Regions from separate parts of the Mus musculus genome. Here region 2 is linked to region 1. The links are chromatin contacts, found by Hi-C or POLR2A ChIA-PET in ENCODE. All regions are on one chromosome and are shown on one strand. The core of a region is the stretch at or near the end of the contact, and the rest is flanking DNA. Distances in the headings are between cores, read along the strand shown. Region 1 overlaps Znrf1 (zinc and ring finger 1). Region 2 overlaps Znrf1 (zinc and ring finger 1).

Region 1 (5,170 bases), core at 2,397-4,896:
TAACCATTCCCACACATGCAGTAAAGTCTAAAATGGCTCTTGGCTATTTAAATTCTCAATAAATGCTAGCTAAGTGAAGGAGACATAAAAGGCTATGAAGAAGGCAGATGCCAACTTTTGCTAAGAACGAGATGGAAGACGGGTGTGGTGGCGCACGCCTTTAATCCAGCACTCAGGCGGATTTCTGAGTTCGAGGCCAGCCTGGTCTACAAAGTGAGTCCCAGGACAGCCAGGGCTACACAGAGAAACCCTGTCTCAAAAAACCAAAAACCAAAAAAAAAAAAAAGAATGAGATGGAATGGTCTGCAAAGTACAACTGAGGGGAAGAAGCAGGAGCATGCAATGTGAGCTTCCTCTCACAACCTCCTGAAGAGAGAAGAACGAACATGTCTGCCTGGGGTGATAGTGTGTTAGCTGCCTAGGCAAAAACAGACAACAACAACGATAGTATCTGATATAAAATCTGAATAGAGCAACTCTCAAAATGGCCCATCAGTCAAGGATCAGGGAAGCAAACCTGAGCAGGCAGCTGGGGAACTCACAGATACATAGATGATTTTAATAAAGGAAGAACACAGGAGAGCCAATATAGGCCTTGGATTCATAATCTTCCCGCCTACCAAGAAAGACAGAAGAGGCTGAGTTATCACCCTTAACTTTCCCTGTCACTCCTACACAAGGGAAGGCCAGCTCACCACTGAGAGGATGAGAATGAGGGACACGGAACAAACGGTTCTGGTTCTAAGACTCTTAAGTTAATGCACAGTGCAACACACTTATGTATGAGCTAACAACAATTCTTTAATGCTGGGAAGACTGCCCTAAAGTTTGCTGGGTGTAGTGGTCCATGCCTCTACTCCCAATACTGGAGGCATAGGCAGGAAGACCCCAAGTTTGAGGACAGCCAGGGTTACACAGTGAGACACTCGTCTCAAAGGACTCCTAAATAAACTGTCTTAAGAAAACCAGGGCTAGTCCAGCAAGCAGTGATGGCACACTCCTTTGATCCCAACACTCAGGAGGCAGAGGCAGGCTGATCTCTGAGTTCAGGGTCAGCCTGGTCTACAGAGTAAGTTCTACAACACCCAAGGCTACAGACACAGAGAAACCCTGTCTTGAAAAAAACAAAACAAAACAAAACAAAACAAAAAAGGGGTGGAGGTGGAGAAATAGAGAAAGACAGAGCAAGAGAGGGAGGGAGGGAGGGAGGGAGGGAGGGAGGGAGGGAGGGAGGGAGGGAGGGAGGGAGGAAAGGAAGGAGACATGGAGGGAGGGAACCTGGACTGGAGTGTAGCTCATTGAAAAAGCACTTGCCCTACTGACTACACAGCCACGGTGCTCACACAGGGGCCCCCACACAGGGTGTCCTGGGGTGAAAAGGGAGGTGCTCTGCCCTGCTCTGCTCTGTTCCTTTGGTGCTGGGGAATCAAACCCCAGTGCTCATCATGTTATTAAGTGACTTCCAACTCAACTATTCCAGTCCTAATTGTGAATTTTTCATAAGTTAAAATGGGATTATGACCTGGGAAAAACATTAGCTGCGCTTAAAAGGCAGAGGCCTGTAAGAGTTCCAACTTCTGCCTTAGTCCCTTAGAATGCTTTTCTCCCGGAATCTAGCTGCCATATAAGAAAACCCATACCAGTCAAGCAAAGATAGAGCCACGTGAGAGAGGGTTCCTGCCTCCTAGCCATGCTAGTCAAGGTGGCAGGGACTCTAGCAAGTATTTAGACACTCCCGCTACAGGTGCTGTCTGAACACAACCACCCCAGCTGTTGTTACAAAGAACCCAGCTGAGCCCTGCCTAACTTCCTGTGTCACAGAGTTACTATGGTTGTAAGCCATTAAGTTGTTTGTTTGTATGTATGTATGTATGTATGTATGTATGTATGTCTATACACGTATGTGAGGTTTTGTATGTAGGCAGGTGCAAGGGCATATGTGTGCAGAGGCTGAGGATGACCTCAGGCGTTTTGCCTGAGGTGCTGTCCAACAATTTCTTTCTTTTTGAGGCAGGGTCTCTCAGAGGCCTGGCATCTGCCAAGCAAGTTAGGTTGGCTGACTGGCTATCAAGGTCAAGGGAGCCACTTGTCTCCACCTCGCCAACCCTAGGATGACGAGCACATACCTCCATGTCTGGCTTTTTCCATGGGTTCTGGGCATTGAACTCATGTCCTTATGATTGTACAAAAAGGACTTTATTGGACTGAGCCATTATCCCAACCCAAGAAACAAGCCATTAAGTTTTAAGGCTGATTGTATTACGTAACAGCAGACAACAAAGATAGGTTTTAGATCAGCTCTCAAAATCATAGGGACTTGGAGCCAGAGACCCAACTGCCAGGAGGAAGAAAAAAGGGTTCACAAGCCAGTTCAAATTAATTTCCCTATCATAGACTGGTCCTTATCTGTCAGCAAAAAGTTCTGTGGCTTCTCAATTTATATATTAAAAAGCAAGTTGCCGGGCATGGTGGCACACGCCTTTAATCCCAGTACTTGGGAGGCAGAGGCAGGCGGATTTCTGAGTTCGAGGCCAGCCTGGTCTACAGAGTGAGTTCCAGGACAGCCAGGACTATACAGAGAAACCCTGTCTCGGGGGGGAAAAAAAAAAAAAAAAGCAAGTTATCCCAGCAAGCAGGAGACAGGGGCAAGTGTGTCTCTTTGAATTCAAGATCAGCTTGGTTTTCTGCATTATGAGTTCCTGGTCAGCCTAAGCTAGACCTTATAGTTAGACCTTGTTAAACAAAAACAAAAACAAAAACAAAAACAAAAACAGGGAAGGGAAGGGAAGGGAAGGGAAGGGAAGGGAAGGGAAGGGAAGGGAAGGGAAGGGAAGGGAAGGGAAGGGAAGGGAAGGGAAGGGAAGGGAAGGGAAGGGAAGGGAACCCAGGGATTAAATATGAAGAACACATAACATATCATCAGTGTGGTCCCATTCTTAAGAGTTTGTTAAAACATGCCAAGAGTATCATGTGCTGCTCTTACCCGCACATAGCAACATTTCCTGTAAATTATGCAACAGGAAAGAAAACAAACACAATCACATTTAAATGTTGCCATCCTAAAGGTTGTGAAATACAATGTAGATGTCAGACAGAAACTCTGACACTATTTTCTCATCTGTATGATGGGAGTCATGTCCTTCTGTGCTTGAGACGGTTATAAAGGAAAAGTGGGGATATATGTAAAGTTCCGACCCTGAGCTTGGCACGGATCAGGGACTCAAGAAATGTCAAGTTCACAACCCCTTTCTCCCACCCTAGATGAATGAGATGAGATCTCTCAAAGTGTTACATACATAGCCCAAAGATTTTCTTTAAACCTATTAAAGAAACCAAATCATACACGGCTTCATTCATTAAATATACATAGGTATATACCAATATATACTGAACAAATCTTACTTACCCAAGTACAATTAAAACACCAGCATTCCTTTATAAATGTTTAAGATTTCAGTAGCTCAAAGAAGTTAAGTTGGTTCTACATTTTTGGTAGGCTGTTCTCAAGCCTTCAGAACAAAAGTGATGATGACGTGGCTGCCCGAGATGGGTCCTTAAAAGGAGAAGCTGAGGTGAGCCAGAAGCACAGGCGGCTGAGCAAACCCTTAGGGATCCCCATGGCTGACTGAGAGCTGGGACTGAAGCAACAGGCCTTGAATTTACCCTGCTAAGACTGGAACAGGGCACTGGTTTTCATACTCAGAAGGGTGCTAGCAGCAAGCAGAGCTGCGCTCTTGAGAATTGGGAAGACAAGAGCTTCCCTATGATCCTTCTGCATTCTTACATAAGTGGGACCTGCACTGCATTAAACTGGTAATGGCAGCCTCTTACTAATTATAGCCCAGCCTTCATCCGTCTGTTAGATTAAAACTTCCCTCACTCTTTAAGTTAACCACTTGAAGCATAGAACCAGTACAATGAGGCTATTTGTACCTTCCGAGTGTTTTCTTCCTATGGCTTGAATTTTACTACCTACTGACTTTCTCATGTCTGTCTTATGAACTGCAAACTCTGGGTTTTACTTTTTAGCAACAACTCATTTGCTTTCCTCAGGCAAATCTGAGGTGGGAGTTAAATATTTTGGGATCTGCTTAAGGCTGATGGATATATATTTATGAATACATTAAAAATCACATTTCTTTATACAATAATTAACCGGTTAAAGCAAAAGGAATAACCACCAACCAGTGTACTGTGAGGTGTTGTGTGTGTGTACGTGCACGTGAAATATATGTGTCCTTTCCTCTGGGAAAATGAATGGAAGAATAATATAGTCTCTTAGTCCTGTTTTTACACTGAGGTGATATAAATACTATGTATTTACTATAGGCGAGAGTTTTTCATTGTATAAGCATAAGGACCCGAGTTCAAATCCTTAGCAACTATCTAAAAAGCTAGCTGTAGCTGTACATTCATCACCTGAGCTCCAACTCTGTAGGGGGGGGGGGGACAAGGGGGCCGATGTCATTTGCTGCCGGGCTAGTCCCAGGTGAGTATGAAATCGTTTGACAAAGGAATAAGGGAGACAGTGGCAGAGCAGGACCCACAGTGTCCTTGTCCTCCTTTGGCTTCTGCATACTCTCTACACACACGCATACATGTGTGCTTAGACTCACGAATGTGAGCATGCACTTTTTTAGGTTCAAGGTCATCCCCAACTATGCAGTGAATTTGTGGCTAGCCTGGTCTACATGTCTTAAAAGAAAAAAAAAAGCCCTAGTTAAAGACACACTGTAACCAGTAAAAACAAATCTATATTATAAAACCCTCCTCCTAAAAGCAAAAAAAAAAAAAAAAAATTATTAAGCTGGAGTCAATTTTTAATTTAAATAAGGACTGGGAAAGGAGAGAAGGAACAAACAGACAGAGATGATAAACACTACATTGAATGTGAATGTGAAGTTTCCAACATAAAGAAAAAAATGTTAGTCTGAATTTAAAAACAGCAGGACACCAGGACACCCTTTCCATATGTTTTCTACCAGTAAACTCTCTAGATGCAAACAGTACCTGGCGTGGGGGAGCACAGAGCATACCTTTGGTCCCACACTTGGGAAGCAGGAGACAGGCAGATCTCTGGGAGTTCTAGGCTAACCAGGGCTAAATAATGAGACCCTAAAGAAAGAAAAAAACAAGGCACAGAAAGGTAGAAGTCAAAGGGTGACAGATA
Region 2 (5,170 bases), core at 1,975-4,474, 34 kb before region 1:
CAGCAACCATCCTCAGCAAACTTCCCAAAGAAAACTGACTGGTCTTGGAACCACACTGTGGATAGAGATGAAGTCCCAGTGTTCTTTATTCATATAGCTCAAGATCCCAATATTCAACTAGCTCCCCCTCCCCAAGGGATGCCAAGTTTTGTTTCTTTATTTTTTCTAAATTCACTTATTACATGTGTATTGGCATTTTGCCCTATATGTGTGTGGGGTGTGTGTGTGTGTGTGTGTGTGTGTGTGTGTGTGTGTGTGTGTGTGTAGTATATGTATGTGTTACACAGTTGTGAGCTGCCATGTGAGTCCTGGGAACTGGGGAGAGCAGTCAGTACTCTTAACCTCTAAGCCATCTTCTAGCTCCCAGCTTTCCTTTTTTTAATAAGGGAAAGGAAGATGGAGGGGGAGAGAGTAAGAGATGGGAAAGGGGGGACAAAGAGAGGGAGGGAGGAAGGACGGGAGAGAAAGAGCATGAATGTGTTTGGAGAAAAAAGGTCAGTTAAGAAAGAGACAAGAAAGGGAAAAAATAATACCAAGAATTCATACTGGACTGATTTCTGGGTTTCTAAAGGCATGATCCACACCATTAGATGATTAGAATTTTTCAATGACAAGAGAGAAAATGCTTGATTAGTATTGGACTTATTGGCAAATGGCCATAATACTTAAACACAAATGATCATTCATATAGAATAAAACTATTTGTTTGCACTGTGCAACATTTTTTTAAAAAGATTCATTTATTTTTATTTATATGAGTACACTGTAGCTGTCTTCAGACACACCAGAAAAATGCATTGCATCCCATTACAGATGGTTGTGAGCCACCATGTGGTTGCTGGGAACTGAACTCAGAACCTCTGGAAGAGCAGTCAGTGCTCTTAACCACTGAGCCGTCTTTCTAGCCTGCATTGTGCAACTTAACATCTGTAAATATCACCAGCCCTGGCCTTCACATCACTGGAAGTCAACTAGAAGGTTCTTCCTAGGTGCTCCCTATAATCCCAGATTATAAAAACACATACTCCTCTGTTCATTTCTCAGAAAGTACTAGCTGAAGCTTGGGCCCTAGCACATAAGAAACAATGAACATTTGGATTCCTGCGTGACTTTAGCCCTGGCCCCTTCTCATCAGCACATCCTCCGCTCGGCTGCACTTACACCCTGGAGTACATGGAGGCAGACACTCAGGATATAGTTCCCAAGGCCACACTGGGTTTTGAAATGGCACCTAAAGAGAAAAACACAGGATGGAAGAGGGAGGGAGTGCCAGCCTCACAGCCTTATTGCTTTCCTGTCACCCACAGCTACATGGAAATATCCTAGTGTTTTTTGAGGTATTGACTAAAGGGTCAAAAGAAATTTCCTAGAGAGTCCCTGGGTATAGCACAAACAAAAAGAGCCTCCAATTCTAAGATCCCTAAAATAGCACATGATCTCTACCAGGGTGTGCAAGGCATAGTATTCATTGTTTCTCCTCTGGCTCAGATTACTTGACTCTGGGAGATAAGAATGAGGAAGTTGAGGGTGGGAATAAGGAGACTGGTGGAAAAGACTCCAACATGTTAGTGGGAACATGAGGATACCTCATAAATCTTTCCTGTGACAACAGAGCCAAGGTTAAGAAAGCCAAGGCCCTCCTACTGAAAGCAAGCAATCTGTAACAGAAAGTTACATCACGGACAAGCACAAGGCAGCAGACAAATTATGTCCTATGCAGTCTGTGTTCTGGACCTTTCCCTCATAAATGCCTATGAGATGAGAGAACCACAAACTGCAAACTCCTTCTTCACTTTGACATTTTGCCTTGAGGACTATTTTTATATTGGTTTTAACATTTCCTTATTTCCAGTCAGCACACCAATTTCCCAGAAGATTGGCTTCAGAAACATAAATATTGACAAATACTGCTTATTGAAATATGTGGCAAGAATTAAAAAGCACCCATCCAGACAGACAGACAGATCTCGACTCAGCACCAGTGCTCAGATGCTTTCTCTCTGTTCAAGAGAAATGAAGCCAGCATCAGGCACATCACCTCCCGACTCGAGGCTGTACGCCTTTAATCCCAGTACTTGAGGCTAAGGCAAGTTCCAGGTCAGACAGGGTTACAGAGTGAGACCCTGTCTCAGAAAAGAAGGCAAAGCGGAATAATTGGGATTCTTTGGTCCTGCTGAAAATTATCTGGGCTCTCGCAGTCCATTTGGGTTGCTATGACTAAATACTGTGGACCACCAGTAGCTTAAAGAGCAAATATTTATTTCTCACAGTTCTATTGACTTTCAAGCCAAAGATACAAGGTGCTAGCAGATGTAGTGTTTTACTCCTGGCCTGTAGGCAACAGCCTTCTTGTTGTGTCCTAACATGGTAGAGAGTGCTGGTGACTCTGTCTCGTCTAAAAGCACAACTCCATGATCAAGACTCCATTGTAACAACCTTATCTAAAGCCAAGCACCTCCCACAGACCCCACCGCTTACACCACACCAGATGACGGGATTCCAGAGAGGACTTGGAGTATAATCTTTACACCCACAGAGTACATTCTATTCTCTAGGTACCAATGAAAACATAACTGCTGGCCAAACTCAGGATGGGCATTAAATCAGTCAGTCTGTCCATTCACATTTACTCTATATTGAACAGTAGGATACACAGCAGAGAATTAAATATAATTTCTACTCTTGGTGAATCAATGGGTGTCCTTAGGGAACTGAACAGAAATGTCCACAGTGGATTAGGCTTATCTGGTGAATAGACCTTATACATAGATTCTTGGGACTCTTGGGATGGGCTCAGGATCCATCCGTTTCCAGAAGCACTACGCCAAGTTCTCATGGAACCGTATGAAGGAGGACCAACCGTGTACTACTGCACAGAGCTAACCAACTACAGGTATGTGCACCCACTGCTGGAGTTTACCCCGGCAGAGGCTGCCTTCAACTTCTCAGTTCCAGCAACTGCTGAAACCAGGGCGAGGGGTAAGTAGGACAGGGAAGTGCGCGCGCCGCAGAATGTCGGTTAAGAGCCCGCTGTCTGCAGACTGCTTCCTGCCTGCCACAGATAACAATCGCATGTGCCTGTGTACAGATCTCTACCAGACAGTGGTGTGTTTGTGAAGGGAACTGTTGCGGTTGGTCCCCGGGCAGGCTGAACCAATCCCATTAGGCTAGAGCAACCTGCAGCCTCTCATTCTTCCTGTCAACAAGAGCAGGTGGAGGGGCCCTTCTAGAGGTGCCCAGGGTGCAGCCAGCAGAGATGACCTAAGCTTACTACTCTTAATGGGCTGGCAAGGGTCCCAACAACCACTTTCAGAGCAAAAGGGACTATTTTTGGAGGTTGAAAGGGGAACGGAGTGGGGGTGGTGAGAGAAGATATAGGTATCAAACCCAGAGCCTTGTGTATAGAAAATGCTCTCCCATTGGGCTAAATCCCCAGCTTCACAATCTCCATAGCTCCTTTGGGGGGACTACAGCCACTGTGGCAGTCTAAAAAATATCTTAGAAATCTCTTCTATTATGGAAATCTTCAAACAAAAAATAGAATGAGCTTCCAAGTACTAGCCGCCTAGCCTCAACAATGACCAACTCCGGGACAGGCCCATCTCATGCTTGCCTGAGGTATACATATCTTGGTTTGCTAGGACAATCTGGTTATGGATTGCTATCCTAGTGCAATGAATAGTTCTCTCCTTTAGTCTTAGATGTGTCTAAATCTGGATGGCAAATTTTACACTGTTCACCATAGCTACTTTCCCTGCCCCAGATTATTTTGAAGTAAATCCTAGACATGAGTCCACCATAAATGTTCCATTAAACTTAGAGCATTGTGCTCTTTCTTCTAGATAGTCATGCTGTGCTGTTCTTGTCTCCCAGCAGGAAGGAAAGAATGGGCAGATTTGGTGTATGCTGGCATGTAGACTCTTGATACCCATCCTGTGGCCTGTCTGCCTGTTTCCAGCTTATGGACGAGACTGGCACACGCAGACAGAAGCCAAGTGTGTGCCCAGATCAGCATGTTCACTCTATATTTGGCCACTGTACCTACTGCCTCCATACAGGACTCAGAAACAAGTTACAAACTCAGGACAGGAGAGTGAATCTCTACAATTAACAGAAGGAACAGCGGGCATTTGAACAGTTCAAAGTAGGTCAAAACAGTAAAACCTACAAGAGAATAAAATCCCAGCCTTTCTTGCTATCACTGCAAAATTCCAGATCTAGGGTAAAGTTGGGACATCTGAAGTAACCATACAGGAAACCAGGGGGAAATGGGACACAGTGACATCTGAGTCCTTAGAAGAGGTCCCACAAAGGTCTATATGACCTAGCAACGTCACTTCTGGGTTATTTCTCAGACACAGTGGATGTTTGTCACAGCACACTGTAGGACATCCCAGAACAGCACCATGGGAGACCATGGTTGGTGCAACAGAGAACATGCACACTGAGACAGTACAAGAGTTCCCAAGCAAGCAGACACAAACAATGGACTCAATACACATACAGTGGCAGATCTAAAAACAAAGGCCAAGGAACAAGAACTCTCTCTCTCTCTCTCTCTCTCTCTCTCTCTCTCTCTCTCTCTCACACACACACACACACACACACACACACACACACACACACACAGGGGGGGGGAGAGGGAGGGAGGAAGGAAGGCAGGCAGGAAGGAAATAAAAATGCATCTATACACAACTATTTTAAGTCTTGGGGGCTGGAGAGATGACACAGTGGCTAAGATCACTGCTCTTACAGAGGATCTGGGTTTGATACCCAGCACCCGAATGGCAGCTCACAGCCATCTCTAGCTCTAGTTCCAGGGCCTCTGACACCCTCTTCTGGTGTCTGTGGGCCCTTAAGCCACCTTCACAGCTCCCTCAATTTAAAAAAATACTTTCTTTTACCCAACAAGATAGGATCTGAGGGGTAGGGTCAGGAGCACTGAAAAAAGATGCCTCACTTCTTCCTGTAAGTCACAGCAAGGTGGTCTTCTTGCAGTTCACACACGGGAATGGTGTGACTAGTGGCTTATGTGGCAATCACTGGACTTAACATAGCTTCTGCATCTCAGTGTAAAAGCAGAGGGACTCAGATGGAGCCCCTTCAGCCCTCTTCACTGCAATTCCTCCCATCACAACGAGGGCCTAGGACTGCTGCGCACTGGGCCATC

What was found. A loop is a pair of places that touch in the nucleus more often than their neighbours do. ChIA-PET counts read pairs that join two places held with the same protein, here RNA polymerase II (POLR2A).
Region 2: a map of heart shows a loop between it and region 1 (2.1-fold over the local background). The contact joins two enhancer-like sites. A Hi-C loop is called at or near these places in 5 of 37 maps with a recorded cell type or tissue (heart and v-Abl transformed pro-B cells). POLR2A ChIA-PET finds 5 or more read pairs at or near these places in 1 of 5 experiments (Patski).

Annotation. Positions count from the first base shown.
Region 1 is chr8:111,560,472-111,565,641 of GRCm38, reverse strand. All of the region lies in intron 1 of Znrf1 (zinc and ring finger 1), which reads right to left. Among named protein-coding and RNA genes, the nearest start is that of Znrf1, 26 kb to the right of the region's middle. Within about 2 kb of position 3,646, at least 1 of the 3 ENCODE cell types and tissues checked has a DNase peak (open chromatin) inside an H3K27ac peak, as active enhancers do; it is heart, where a contact is called at or near this core.
Region 2 is chr8:111,593,890-111,599,059 of GRCm38, reverse strand. The region is part of intron 1 of Znrf1 (zinc and ring finger 1); the gene reads right to left. Among named protein-coding and RNA genes, the nearest start is that of Ldhd, 34 kb to the left of the region's middle. Within about 2 kb of position 3,224, at least 1 of the 3 ENCODE cell types and tissues checked has a DNase peak (open chromatin) inside an H3K27ac peak, as active enhancers do; it is heart, where a contact is called at or near this core.